Linked DNA regions of Mus musculus: region 2 is linked to region 1. A link is a loop called in an ENCODE intact Hi-C map of the cell type or tissue named here. Cell type or tissue: left cerebral cortex. All regions are shown on one strand. Each heading gives the region's core, and the rest is flanking DNA. Links, peaks and the distances in the headings are about the cores only.

The links. Hi-C counts contacts between places; a loop is a spot of excess contacts. Peaks named below come from ENCODE experiments on the same cell type or tissue, not always from the same donor. Only the 100,000 strongest peaks of a DNase experiment are listed, where the experiment ranks them.
Region 2: it touches region 1 in a loop (2.0-fold over the local background); 1 of 42 quality-filtered maps calls a loop at or near these places.

The regions. Positions count from the first base shown.
Region 1 is chr3:66,217,342-66,225,108 of GRCm38, reverse strand. All of the region lies in intron 4 of Veph1 (ventricular zone expressed PH domain-containing 1), which reads left to right. Ptx3 (pentraxin related gene) reads right to left here and starts at 5,222. Exons shown (of 3, transcript NM_008987.3): 1 at 4,918-5,222; 2 at 4,058-4,459; 3 at 1-517. The coding sequence starts at 5,047. In left cerebral cortex, for the core only: CTCF peaks have their summits at 4,182 and 4,381; DNase peaks (open chromatin) are centred at 3,671, 4,250, 4,415 and 5,036; H3K4me3 peaks cover 1,505 bases.
Region 2 is chr3:66,076,355-66,084,121 of GRCm38, reverse strand. All of the region lies in intron 12 of Veph1 (ventricular zone expressed PH domain-containing 1), which reads left to right. Among named protein-coding and RNA genes, the nearest start is that of Ccnl1, 120 kb to the right of the region's middle. In left cerebral cortex, for the core only: a CTCF peak has its summit at 5,861; DNase peaks (open chromatin) are centred at 2,644, 2,962, 3,240 and 4,071; H3K27ac peaks cover 564 bases.

The DNA.
Region 1 (7,767 bases), core at 1,602-6,601:
GCCCGTATCTCCTCCTCGCTGAGAACCCGATCCCAGATATTGAAGCCTGTGATTCTTCCAGAAAATGCTAATGATTCGTCAAAGCCCCCACCTACACAGCAACCATTCTTTTCTTGGCCAATCTGTAGGAGTCCACCCTCAGGAACAGAGTGACTTTTGGCCATCTCTACAGTGGTAGCCACCAGCTCCCCGTTTGCCCACAGGGACATGCTCCCCTGCTCTGAACTCCAGGTGCCACACAGGTGGGACCACCTCCCCAGGGACACCACAGTGTCTGCAGCCAGCTTGTTCTCCTTTCCACCCACCACCAACACTAGGGACTGGGAACTGAGGTACAGCTGAATCTCATAGGGGTTCCACTTTGTGCCATAAGAAAACAGGATGGTTTTGTTTAATACATCTGTGGCTTTGACCCAAATGCAAGTACTAAAAGATTCAAGCTTCATTGGTCTCACAGGATGCACGCTTCCAAAAATCTTCTTCGAACGCATTGGGAAGAAAATTGCTGTTTCACAACCTGGAGTAGCAAGAGAATACAAGGGGGGTGGATTTCAGTTCCAGAGTTATTTTGATATTCAGTTATATTAACTATATTTGATAACTATATACACTGCTGTGTTATGACTCATGGGGCCTCCAGTCTGATCTCTACAGAGCAAAGAAAGTAAAAGTAAGGAAGAAAAGCTTGGCTTATTCAGTAAAGCAACTAAGTAAAGACATTTGCAAACAGAAAGAAAGTGCCAACTCAACCCACAAATAACCAAAACTATGTTGAATAATCATTTCCCATTCAATCTGCTTTTCTTTCTATGTCTTTTATTGAACTGTTGAATCACAATTTCAGAAGATTCTATTGTTTCTAAGTACTTTTTAAGAAACTATTCTATTCCCTTCTTAGCTTTGCCATGATCTTAAAACAGTAAATCTATAAAAATCAATGGACCTAGCTCAGTCTAGGTAGCCATTATCAGCACGTCTTTTAAAATAATGTTTTAGAAGAGCCATGTCACTAGGGAATACAGTTTCATATACCATATGATCTTGGATATTGGTACCTTTTCAGAGTTTATAGGAAACTACAGTGTCTTACCATTATTATTGGCTGTGTGAAACAAGTCCTCATGTAGCTTGGACTGACCATTGTACATATAGCTAAGGATAACTTCTAGCTTCTGACTCTCCTGTCTCCACCTTCAAGGGACTGAAATTACTGCTGTGCACACCAGGACCACTTGCAAACTGAGCTTTGACAGGAAGCAAAGTGTAGTAATGATGACTGGTGTTTATCAGGTACTTCCTATGTCCCAGATAGTGTTCTAACCAATTTGTCCATCACCTTAATACATCTTCATACTTGCTTTTGAAGTCTTCTTAATCCCAATTTATGGGTGGGAAAACTGAGGCAAAATAACCTATGCTTCTGTAGTAGCTAAATTTTAAAGCTCGGGCTTTAGTTTGGTTGGTCTGCTGGCAGAGGCCAACACATTATATTGCCTCTTAATAGAAGACCTGAATTCTGAATAATTTACTGCTAGTGAGAATCATACAGGTTTTGATGAAGTTTATAATCTTATCAGCCTTTAGTGTTGTCTATACTTAAGGGGGGATATGACCCAGGACTGCAAGTCTGTAAGTTACAAGTATACTGCACTCAAATCTAGGCAGGCCAAGAATATGCTTTTAAACTTATAAATTTTATAGTCACACCACTATAGAAAATGCTTTTAAAAAGGGAATTTTTCTGAAGACTTTTATAAGAGATTGTGTTTCTGCTGAGAACATTCAGAAGACATGGGCCTTGAACATGGACACGAGACTCATCTACCCAACCTCTGCTGCTCTTGAGGCTGCATCCCCAGATAAGATGCCAAGGTGAAGACTTGGGAAGTGCTAAGGCCTTGAATATAGGGGTTCTGCTTCTCGGTGTATCTGAAAAAAACTAAGGTAGGCTAGATGTTCTCTTTATAATAACCCAAAGGAGATGCTATGAGGAAGCTTTGAAAAGTCACTCCCAGAACATTTAAGCACTAGCTGGTAATTCAGTAGAACATGTGGATATCAAATGTCCTATAAAGTTTAGTAAATTCCCATTAGTGGCTCCGAGCTAGGCTCAGTCCAAAAACTATCAAACAAACATAGACCATATCTTTTAGTGATAGTCAAAGAAAAATTGAAATATAGAAAAATTGTATAAGAGCAACCATGGTAGCAATGCCCCCAAATGATAACAGAACTCTTTAAAAAAATTCTAACCATTCATGAAAAAAATTTAAATGAGGCATTTTCAAGGTAGGATTCTTCCTCTAGCTACAACAATTCAATCAAATAATGATTTTGGAAACAAAAGACTCATTTCTGTGCATTTGGAATCTCCTGGCCTCTGTAAGTTCAAAATACAGTCCAAGGGGGCATTGACTACAACCTAATTAACTGCCTTCCTGTTTAAATAAGGCCAGGCAGTGCAGATTACATTCCAGGGCTGCCCATGACTGTCTCTGGGAGACCCAGCATCCCTGTCGGCCATGGTAGCTACCTGAGTTCATGCCGTAAAGTAGTATGTTAGCAGATTGTGTGGGGTTCTTGTGCAGAACAGTGAAGGAGGCCCTTGAGACGTCTTTGAAATGTCAGGAACTCTCTCATGAAGTGGCTTTCAACTAATAAGTCTTTGTAATTATATTATCAGAGACCAAGCAAAATGAAAACCAGGTTCTTAGGAGGCAGACCACAACATAATTAGGTGTCCTCTGGGGACCAAGTTGGCAGGAGAGAAAGAGAGGACCAGTCAAAGACTGTAGGTGCAAGTATGATTGGCTAGTAAGCACCAACAACAGTTTAGAATTCGGAAATGTATACATTTTCTAACAGATGAGGAGACAAAGTAATTCTTCCTTTAAGGGGCACATTATATGTGCATGACTCTACAGAGCTTGCAAAACAAACAAACAAAAAAATCCATGCATTTAAAATTGTCACAAAGTTATCACATAGAGGGTTTGCTTTAGGGTTGATTTATGCTTTTTGTCTGAAGAATTGTGCTTTGAACTTAAGGGCATGACCCCTATAGCTCAAGTAGATAGGAGGGACTGATTGTAGGATAGTTTCTATAAAGGAATGAACTGTGCTCTGGAGTGTCCTTCCTCCTACCCCATCCAATAAGCTTCATTTCATTGGAAATATGGCATAGGGTGGTATTGCTTGTCATTGTTTCTGAGACTCATGAGGAGTACCAGGGCTATTTGTCTGCATAGGGCACTAATTTTCTAGAATAATCTACAACAAAACATCACTGCTCCCGTCAGAAATTTGACTTAAGAACCCGAATTACTAGGCTCCAATGTTCTTCCTGTTTTGTTAGCTTTTAAGAGTATACCAAAGGGGCCCTCATCAGTTGGGAGTTTTATGGAGTTCATGTGGGGCTTTGACAAGTTGCACAGTCTGAATAGTCCCTTTCTTGTGTGGTCCTGGGGGACTGGATAAAGCCGTCATCTACTCCCTCTGACTCCTGCGCCTGACTTTATAAAGCATGCCCCCCTTGACCTTCACTGTGGAACTAAACTGGGATGAGGGAACCCTGAAGGGATTCTGCTGAGTCTGCAGGAGATCCAATTAGGCTCCAGTCAACTCAGAAGGAGCAGAGGGGGAGGAGTCGGCCAAGGGGCTGGGAAAGTCGCTGAAGTTAGCCAGGGCCCTGAAATAGTCGGAGGAAACAGGAGCTGGCCTAAAGAAAGTGACGGGATAAAATTAGAAGACTTGGAAATCCCTAACGGAGGGACTCGGGGCAGCGAGGAGGGTCACTGTTAAACACCTGCCAATGGACTCCTTCAATATCTGGTCGGATCCGGTATCAGGAACCTCTGACGTCAACTTCCAGACTGATGGTTTAAATCCTCGTTTTTTTCTTTTGGGTTCCTCGGGCTTGGAAATACTTTTAAAAGGCAATGAGCCTGCCTGGCGTGGTGTGAGCTCTGTGAGTGTGCCTATGAAAAGTACTGGGGCTCTGAGTGTGAGGGTCCCCACAAAAGCTTGCCTCTAGGGACAGAGCCGACCGTGGGCTTACCTGCGGGCAGCCAGTGGCGGGCGACCCAGCTCTGCACGGCGCTCAGGTCGGCGCGCGTCCGCCGCAGTTCCTCCAGCACAGCGCCTAGGCCAGGCACTGTCGCCTCGGGTCGCCGCGCCTCCGCGTCCTCCAGGCGCGCCAGCCTGAGGCTCGCGTCACGGCTCTCCTGCAGCAGCGGCTCCAGCGCCCGCACCAGCCTGGCGTCTGCGGGGCCACCGGCTGCGCACGGCCTCGCCATGCCGCCCGCCAGCCGCCCCAGCTCTGCCCGCAGCCGCTGCAGCTCTCCACGGAGGACGTCGTCGGTGGCCTGCAACAGCATGCCCTCCCGCATCTGCGAGTTCTCCAGCATGATGAACAGCTTGTCCCACTCCGAGTGCTCCTGGCGGCAGTCGCATGGCGTGGCTAGAACGCAGGACACACACAAGTGTTATCAGCTTGTCCTGGGTGGCCATGGGTTGCACTCTTGGTGACTCCAAGTTTCAGCCTGTCCCCAGCAACCGCTCTCCTTCTAAGGATAGCTCTGAAAACAGCGTGCGTGTAAACTCAAAGATGACACAGGACTATTCTTTATAGGACATGTTAAACTAACTGAGAAAATGCCATTAATATAGCTAAAAACAGTTAAAGATTTCGTATAACTTAACTCATCATAAATGTTACAAAAATAATTTAAAACCTCTGGCTTTTCTCAGATAGTCCTTGCTTTCTTGCTTTCCTTTTTTCCCCCAGTCCTTGCTTTCACAAATAAAGTATAATTTTAGCTTGCTTCATTGGCTATCTATGTTAATTATGTTAATCGCGCCCCCCAAAAAGTGAGTTATGTAGTTTTGATACGCTGAGAGAGTTAAAAATGAACTTACGGTCCTCGGTGGGATGAAGTCCATTGTCTATTTCGTTGTCCAAATTCACATACATGAGCTCGTAGTCATCCGAGGTCTCAGCCACTACTGCAGACCAGAGAGCACAAAGCAGGATCGCAGGGAGGTGCATTGCTGGAGAGGCGAAATTTGCTTCGCAGCCGCAGGGGAAGAAGCGAGACTCTACAGTGATCCGAGTTTGAGCCCGGGAGAGATAGTGTGAGGCAGGAGTGAAGCCCTTAATAAACGCTCCAAAGCATGAGCGGGATGAATGACTAATGTCGGTGGCACAGCGCGAGGGAGTTCCCCTGGATTTGGGGGAGGGGGTTGGGTGGGAGGGCAAGGGAGCTGAAGAGGTTGCACAATGTTAAACCACCGAGGTCCACACTGCAGGCAGATTAATTAGAGGCGAGTCAGGGGGAGAAGGGGAGGGAAGCTGGACTTTTCTGGTGCCCCTGAGGATTAGTTGCTGTAACCTGAAGTGCTAGCGCTTTGGGGGGTGAGGAGCACAGAGGTACAGGGCGAATTATCATTTTGGCATTTGGTGTGAGCTTTCATTACTCCACAACCCCTGAAGTTATGGAAAACTTTTTTTTTTCACTTTTCCTTTGGATACTTTCTCAAGACCAAGCTATAGAAAATGATTCCGTGACTCCAAAATAACCCATTAAGAATTTTTATGACTCTAGAAGTCAATCTTGACTAACTAGTCTTGACTCCTCTGGTGGAGCAACTAAAAAACACAGTATGGCTGGGTCAAAACCCAGTAAAACAGGAAAGTGAGGGCGGGAATATAGTGGCTTTAGGTGCTTGGGTATTCTTGACATATCCTATCAAGGTCCTGTTTTAAATTTACATTAGTGACTGTGTGTGTGTGTGTGTGTGTGTGTGTGTGTGTGTGTGTGTAAAACCTGCCCCCTCCCCCAGTGCAAAGTACCTAGATAGGTGTTGATAAGTCATAATAATAGTGATAAAAAATTAAAACATTTGAATAAACTCCAAATAAAGCAAGATCTAAAAAACTACACAGATCTAGAGGGAACCACTCCCAGAGGATACCCCTGAGCTGATACAAGTCTCCAATATACAAAGGAGATGGAGGGGGAGGGTTACCAGTCACATCCTGATCATGATGGCAGGGCTACTACCCTCAGGCCAGGCCTCTCAGAAGGCTGCCTCTTGGATTTCCATAGGTAAATTCCTCTGCTCCTGACAGAGACTCATGAGTGGCTTTCCTGGCCTGAGTGCCCTCACGCATCTGGAATGCACATGCATGTACCATCCACCACAATAAAAATGAATCCACAGTTAAACATAGCTAGACACGGAGGGAACAGGGCATCATAAGCATGAATCAACACAAAGTCAAAAGGCATCAGGCCCCTGCTCAAGAGCTTCACTTATTTGAGATCACGGCTAAAGACAGGGTATGTTTGAAACCGTTAAAGCCATCAGAAAGCGATGGCAATATGAGACAATACGATATTGTTTAAAGGGCAGTGTGGAGCCACAGCTTTGTAAGGTGCTTTTCTCCTAAGGCTGTGGGCTCGAGTTCAGTTTCTAGAGTCCACATTAAGAAACCTGATGTGGTGCTGTGAGGTCCTAATGCCAGTACAGAGAGCCTCTGGGATCCCTGGCTAAACAGCTAAGCCTATTGGGCAAGTTAAGGCCCACGAGAGACCCTGTCTGAAAAAGCAATGTGGAAGAACTGGATAAAAATGCTTACTGTTCTTTCAATGTCTGTGGATTGTAGCATAGTTACCTGTACTGTATGGCTAATGTCCAATTACAAATGAGCACATACCATGTGTGTCTTTCTGGGCCTGGGTTACCTCACTCAGGATGATCTTTTCTAGTTCCATCCATTTGCCTGCAAATTTCACGATGTCTTTGTTTTTAATAGCTGAGTAATATCGCATTGTGTAAATGTACCACACTTGATCCATTCTTCAGTTGATGGACACCTGAGTTGTTTCTAGTTTCTGACTATTACAAATAAGGCTGCTATAACATAGTAGAGCAGGTGTTTCTGTAGTTTGGTGGAGCATTTTTTGAGTATATGCCCATGAGTGGTATGGCTAGATCTGGACTTCAGAAGACAGAAGATAACAAGTCTGAGTGATTTCGGGCCCTTTTTCTGATGGTTTCTTCTGGAAGCTATAGAAAATAATGTCTTTCAGTCATAGAGTACATTAACAAAATGGTGCCCTGGGGTAGAGGGGCAAACAGGAAGAATAAAGGTAAGAGGCCAATTTGAATGAAAACCAGCATAATAGCGAATGGAATAAAATAGTTTGCAAAGAGTTCTGCATGTAATTAATTTATTCATGTAAAATTATAAGGCAAGAAAACGGCTCTAAGATGATAATGGATGCACACATGTAATTAAGGTAGAAAACCCTTCACAACAATGAGAAATACTAACTTCACAGGGATGATGACCTCTGAGGAGAAAAAAAGAACATTAGTCAGGAAACACTTATGGCACGAGGCAAAGTTTTGGTGCAGCTGGATGGCAGGCACATCGCTGTCGTTTTTATCGTTTCTTATGCTTGTATGTGGGCTGGAGACATTCGGTATCTAAGACAAAATGTGACTTAGAAGTGTACAGAATTTCTACATTCAGATTTCTTCATCAGTTTTGAACTGAAAAATAAAGTAAGTTCTTTGGCACTTATTTTTGGGTTTATTTCGTTGAAATTGAAGTCAGTCAAAAATGACTAATCTAGGGATTTCCCCTTCAGAACGCCCCCCCCCCCCAGGGCCTTTGTTGGAGATAGTAGTAAAAGCCATACTGCAGATTCCTGTCCCAGATTCTAGCTACAGCCCCGTTCAGTGTGACCCTTCCCATCA
Region 2 (7,767 bases), core at 1,788-6,787, 140 kb after region 1:
CCAATTAAAATGCATTACCCGGAGGAAGAGGTGCAGAAGGTTGAAGCTGGCGGGAAAGGATGGGGCATTTGTGATGCACAGATTGTGAGCTGATTACAGAGTCTGGATTAAGGCCATGCCAGAGCGAACACCTCAGTTTTTCAAAAGTTAATTCAAGCAAATAAGAAATTGGGGAATTGAATGCCTGCATTGTAAAATGTTCTAATTAGAGCTTTACCACACATATGCAAAAAGACAGAGCATCAAAGATGCTTCATTTGAAAGCACGGTGCAATGTTATCTACCTCTCTTAGGTGACTCTGAGAGGACGCTTCAGAGGGTCCACTCCAAGTGAGCTAAGTCCTTAACTCAATAAGTACCGAGTCAGGCTGACTGAGGGAGGCCCCAGGAAAGGGGCTAAATGGTACAAGGCGTTCCTTTAATATGTATTTTCTCAAATTCGCTGCCACACACTTGAAAAGAACATTTTGCACATCACTGTCTTATTTGTTTTTCCCACCATGAAGCACAGACTGGGAACACAGGCTGATAAGCACTCTAACAAGGCCAAATACTTTACAGCAGAACATATTGGATCAAAATGTTTAGCCCTGAAAACTTCAGTGTGTCTGAATTTCTTTGCTCATTTCCTTGGGCTACATGAAAGAGGATTTGAGACGGAGAGAAATCCTCTTCTAAACTGTAATTCTCACATTCGTGAGCCCCTGGAGAGTTTATATATGTTGTTGATTTCATCTTCTTTTTATATAGGCACATAAATTATATATTTGATCTAAGCAAAAGGTCTAGCGTCATCCTGCAGCCAAATGTATTCTTCCGGGAGGCGGCATTTGCATTCCTGTTGCACTTAAATTCCAATGTGAAAGATGACTAAGACATACAAATGAACATGTTCATGCTGTGGGCATGAACAGTCAGCCTAATTGCAGCCCATTATTCACATATGCAGTGTGTGCCTTGCACATGGGCTGTGTGTCTTCTACAGGGTGCCTGGAGACAGAAAGATGAAGACAGTAAGGAGCCTCTGCTTTAGAAGGGATCCACAATCCAATTAGAGCTAAGAGCATTCTATGAGAAAAATCTTGCACCCTTCTTGTGTTCCTTAACATACCGTAAATACATACTGAATGGATGAATGTGTACATAATATTTAGAAATGGCAAAGTCAAAAATTCCTTGATATTAAAATGCAGTGCTTCAAGACTGTGAAGATGATTTAACCATATCAAATACACATCACGATACCATAGTTAGGGCATTGAGAGCCTGGTAAGAGAAGTTTGGTCCTGTTTCTTCCATAAGAGAACTCACCACATTAGAAACCAAATGGCCAGCCTCACACCTGGCTGAATTATGTCCAGCTGTGTACTGTGCACAGCCCTGGGCTCTATTTGTGCCTGCTTTGGGTCAGATTCCCTGCCAGCTGTGAGAGGAGGACTCTAAAGACGGTTGGATTGGACTCTTGTAGGAACCAGGATCCAGAAGGGATTGAGGGAGGTGGAGTTGTAAACCCAGGAAACAAGACTCCGGAGACCAGCATCCAGGTGCAGATCTGCTCTATTGCACAGAAGCAAGCATTTTTAATATAACCTTTGAACCAATGGAGAATTGACACAAAGTCTGTAGTAGCCAACTATCCCATTGTCACTATGGGGAGGTGCCAGGCTGCCAGTGCCCAAGGGGACTTCCGTAAAGACAGGGACGCAGCCAGCACCCTGTTCCGGATCCATTCTGAGGCTCACTAGTTTTCAAGGATCCTTTGTTTGTGTCACTTGGTATGCCAGTGGACATGGGCACTTGTACTATTAGGGAGGTATGCTCAGCCTCTCTCATCTTCCACCAGGCCCCACCCAAGGACCACAGCACAGATTCTAATAGAAATGACTAAATAAGCTGATTTTTGCATTTTCTCCCACAGGGACTAACTAATAATACAGTAATTGTCCACATATAGTCTGTGTTCCAATATTTTTTAACTGCTATCCAGCCTCTCCATAAATAAGGAACAAATCATAAGTAAATTAGCCATCAGGAAAGAAATTCAGAAATATAAAGTATTTCTTAGAATGTCCAGACTAAGGCTCTACTGCTATTTCAGAAGCCAACAGTCATGAACTAGCTTGTATTGTCACCTCACATACGTCCTACTGGTAGATCTGGTATTTTCTTCAAGATAAGCTGATTTCAGAAATTGAAATTTCAACCTCTAAAGCCGGTCCAAATTAAAACATGGAATTTTAGAAACCCCTATAACAATTATTCCACAATGTTCTAGTGTGCAGTAAAGACAAAGGAAGTTTAATTGTTTAGCTGTGATCTTTTTCTCTGACTTGTTTTACAAGAGCGGGAACTTTGATGTGGTAATCAGTGGGTAATTGTTCCATGTGGCCCAATGATTACAACAGAAACTATTTGCAGTCCAATAGCTGACTCAGTTCTAATAGTCATCTTACAAAGGTACAAAGCAGATGATTTCCAAATCCCAGAAATAACTCAGAAACCCTCTGAGACCTGTCTGCTGACCCCACAGAACCCATTACTCCAGTTAATGAGAGAACAGAGGTTGAGCAAGAAGATGTAGCCAAACGTAACTGACTTCTGGAAAACGATGCAAAGCCTCTTTACAGCTGCCAGTGAGTCTTGGAACCGCAGGACCTGTAACAGTAAAAGAAGGCAGAAGGCTTCCCTGGGGCTGTCAGGACTTACAGCCTGCCACTTTTTTTTTTTTTTTTTTTTTTTTTTAAGAAGGAGAAGTAGGTCATGGCTCTCACTCACTCTTGCCGCCTAAAGCATGTGAGGTGACTTAGTTCTTGCAAAAAAAAAAAGGGGGGGGGGGGCGGGGGGAGAGGAGAAAGAAGGAAAAGCTCAGAATTTTGGCACTCACATCCTCCATAAATCTGAATAATCCCCAACAGAGTCACTCTCTGAGTCATTTGATATTTAGAATTTGAATGTGGTTGTCAGTAGAAGTCTCCCTGGATTCTAAAAGAAAATGGGAGAATTCCTTTTTGAATAATATTGTATCATGATTCTTCTGTAGAACTGATTCTAAATATTTGCTGTATGAGAGCATGCTGCCCTTTCTATCACACAAACAAACAGTAGGGGTGTCTAAATACAATCAGTGTGGAGCGGCCTTCATGGTGGTGAGGTTAGCTTCAGACACCAAAGACAACTGGGGGCTGTGGTGTGGCTCTCCTTCTGTGCACACCATTCCTGTGGGCCAGATGCCTTTCCATGCCAAATGCCATGAATAGAGCCAGTTCATATGCCCACAAAGAGCTTGAGAGTCCACTAATGTGAGACTTCACTATTTAATTTTGTAGAACTGCACAACGAAAGAACCCATTTTGGATTTATGCAGCATTGGGCCTGTCTTGTCTCTTTCCTCCTACAACACACATTTGAGCACAGGCTTCTATGCTAAGTATTGTTTGAGTGCCAAAAACAGCACAACAGTGTTGAATACCCTTCACAGATTGTATTACCCACAACACTGTAGTACACAACTTCACAGATCATATTATATGCTTTGGTGACTATTGTGTATGGGATAATTACATAAAATTGAGCCTCAGCTTGTTGTTCTGGTACTCTGAATTATCCATAAGGATATAAACACGTGCTCATCAACCCAGATAGTTGATCGTCCTAAAATTCTATCCCATTCTTCCTCCTCATTTTTTGACTTCCAGCTCTATGCAGCACCACACACATACACACACACACACACAGACACACACACATATACACACATACACACACACATACACACATACACACACACACAGACACACACACACATACACACATACACACATACTCACACACATACACACACATACACACACACACACATACACACACACACACACATACACACACACCTCTACTCTAAGGCTGGATAAACTCTCCTTCCCTTTGCTCTTTCTGTCTCTGCCAACATGTCTGCATTGCATGTGGCGTATTTACATGAGTCTTCCCCCATGACAGTAAACTACAAGGGAAACCATGTATTGGTCCCGGCCTAGCACACAGCCGTGTGTGACACACACTGACAGATAGGTGGGTGACTAAGCAGTTTGTGAGTCATGTCAGCGGCTGCATAGCCAGGATAGAAAGTTGGAATTGTTTCTGAAATACAGAGTTTAGAAGGTCCCAGCATTTTCAAGACTAAAGCAGGAGGATTGTGAGTTAGAGGCCAGCCAGGCCTACCTTGGGAGATTCTGTCTCAAAAACAAAATCTGATGTTTTACTGACTTTTAAATTAACTATTTTTAGTTGGTATACAAAATAATGGATCTCATCATGACATTCTCAAACATACCCATCATTGTAACTTGCTCATGTTAACCTAGCTAACCTCCCTTCACCTCCTCTGGCTTTGTTGCTCTCCCTCCTCCCCAGTAGTTTTCTCGCCCTCCCCCTCCCCCTCCTCCTCTCCCCGTTCCCCTCTCCCTGTCCCTCTGTGTGTGTGTGCATATAGCTTTATTAAAGCTAGATCTTCCTCCTTTCCCAATAGTAGTCCCCCTTGTGTGTGTGTGTGTGTGGTGTGTGTGTGTGTGTGTGTGTGTTTGCTTGTAGGTTTGTTAAAGCTAGAATATATATATAAATATGTATATATATACACTTTTCTGAGAATAAAATAATTTTCTTCTCCTTCGTGTCTAGATGGCACTTTCTTCATCCATTCCAGGGTGCCTCCACAGTGTGGCTGTTGGGAACACTGCAGTAATAAGTGTGCTGTGCGGCACCTCTGACGGATGCTGACTCAGCTTTCCCTGGCTGTATGTGGGGATCTAGTTAATGGTCAACCTTCCCTTGAGGGCTCAAACTTTAGCACCACTTAGACAAAATAAAACAAACACTGTGACAGCAGCACCGCACGCTGAGCGAGACTGAGAAATATACTTGAAATCAATATAATCCCACTAGTGACCACAGAGCAGAAAATAGCAAAACTCATGTCAAGTGTATCATGAAGTTAAAAGTCTATAGGGTAAATGTAGAACCAGCAAATTAATGAAGCAAAGGAAAGGATGCAGAGTGTAACAGGGGTTAAATCAATAGAGGGGAAGCAGAAGACAGGCAAGAATGTTGTCAAGAGGAAGAGAAAGAAGGGAGGGGGAGGATAATAAAGGGAAAATATTTATCTAGGAAAAACATTAATAAGTATGATGGTGCCATGAAGAAACCCCTTATTTGCATGTTAACCTAAAATGTTAATTTAAAGCAATGAGAAAATTAAAAATATAAGAAGGGGAACAAAAACTAGAAACATAAAGCTTTTTTAAAAAAAGATAAAATTAAAATGTTACTCAAAGTGCAGTAAAGCAAAAGGTGGAGGGGCCACAAAGAAAGAGAAAGGCTCACCCAATAGTTATGAAAAATATTCAACATAATTAAGTAAGTAAACGGGGAAAAAAAATGAGAGCATAAAACCTTAAAAAAAAAAAAAAAGCTAGAGAAGGGCTGGAAAGTAGGTGGAGTATGTGTCCAGTGTGAATGACCCAGGTTCCATCCCAGCACAAGGCGCAGTAGCACACTCCTGCACCCCACCACCTGGGAAGTGGAAGCAGGAAGACAGATGTTCAAGGTCATCTTCCATTACCCAGTCAGTTCACAGCTGGAGAGGAAGTGGAGGGGTGGGGGACGAAACACAAGGCAAGAAAAAGAGGAAGGGGTTGGGGTAGATTTCCGTGGCTGTTTTTCCTCCAAAACTGAACTCTTCCACGTATAACGGGGTCCACTGAGCTTACCGCCGTGCCTAAGGTTTAAGCTGGTGTTGAGTTTACACCTGAGAAACGCCAGGCTTCTGCAGAGCTGAATAGTAATTTCCCTTCTCTGCACACCTACGCCCTATGCTGGCAGGCTGACCTTGACAGTCTGTGGATGCAGCTCCTCAAACCTGGCTGGGATTCCCCAGGTCACACCCCCTGGGGCAGCTAGTGACTAACAGAAAGCCAGCTTGGGAGAAACTTATACAGAATTGAGAAATACGCAGATGGACCTATCTCTGTACTTCCAATCGTGTGTGTGTGTGTGGGTGTGTGTGTGGGTGTGTGCGCGCGCGCGCGCGCGCGCACGCTCGTGCACACATAAAACCTTCTTTCTTTCTTTTTTTTTTTTTTTTTTTTTTGCAGGCATAAGCATTTATTTTTTTTTTCCATTTTTTATTAGGTATTTAACTCATTTACATTTCCAATGCTATACCAAAAGTCCCCCATATCCACCCACCCCCACTCCCCTGCCCACCCACTCCCCCTTTTTGGCCCTGGAATTCCCCTGTACTGGGGCATATAAAGTTTGCAAGTCCAATGGGCCTCTCTTTCCAGTGATGGCCGACTAGGCCATCTTTTGATATATATGCAGCTAGAGTCAAGAGCTCCGGGGTACTGGTTAGCTCATAATGTTGTTCCACCTATAGGGTTGCAGATCCCTTTAGCTCCTTGGCTACTTTCTCTAGCTCCTCCATTGGGAGCCCTATGATCCATCCATTAGCTGACTGTGAGCATCCACTTCTGTGTTTGCTGGGCCCCGGCATAGTCTCACAAGAGACAGCTACATCTGCGTCCTTTCAATAAAATCTTGCTAGTGTATGCAATGGTGTCAGCGTTTGGATGCTGATTATGGGGTGGATCCCTGGTATTGGCAGTCTCTACATGGTCCATCCTTTCATCTCAGCTCCAAACTCCGTCTCTGTAACTCCTTCCATGGGTGTTTTGTTCCCAAATCTAAGGAGGGGCATAGTGTCCACACTTCAGTCTTCATTCTCCTTGAGTTTCATGTGTTTAGCAAATTATATCTTATATCTTGGGTATCCTAGGTTTGGGGCTAATATCCACTTATCAGTGAATACATATTGTGTGAGTTTCTTTGTGAATGTGTTACCTCACTCAGGATGATGCCCTCCAGGTCCATCCATTTGGCTAGGAATTTCATAAATTCATTCTTTTTAATAGCTGAGTAGTACTCCATTGTGTAGATGTACCACATTTTCTGTATCCATTCCTCTGTTGAGGGGCATCTAGGTTCTTTCCAGCTTCTGGCTATTATAAATAAGGCTGCTATGAACATAGTGGAGCATGTGTCCTTCTTACCTGTTGGGGCATCTTCTGGATATATGCCCAGGAGAGGTATTGCTGGATCCTCCGGTAGTACTATGTCCAGTTTTCTGAGGAACCGCCAGACTGATTTCCAGAGTGGTTGTACAAGCCTGCACTCCCACCAACAATGGAGGAGTGTTCCTCTTTCTCCACATCCTCGCCAGCATCTGCTGTCACCTGAATTTTTGATCTTAGCCATTCTGACTGGTGTGAGGTGGAATCTCAGGGTTGTTTTGATTTGCATTTCCCTGATGATTAAGGATGTTGAACATTTTTTCAAGTGCTTCTCTGCCATTCGGTATTCCTCAGGTGAGAATTCTTTGTTCAGTTCTGAGCCCCATTTTTTAATGGGGTTATTTGATTTTCTGAAGTCCACCTTCTTGAGTTCTTTATATATGTTGGATATTAGTCCCCTATCTGATTTAGGATAGGTAAAGATCCTTTCCCAATCTGTTGGTGGTCTTTTTGTCTTATTGACAGTGTCTTTTGCCTTGCAGAAACTTTGGAGTTTCATTAGGTCCCATTTGTCGATTCTCGATCTTACAGCACAAGCCATTGCTGTTCTGTTCAGGAATTTTTCCCCTGTGCCCATATCTTCAAGGCTTTTCCCCACTTTCTCCTCTATAAGTTTCAGTGTCTCTGGTTTTATGTGAAGTTCCTT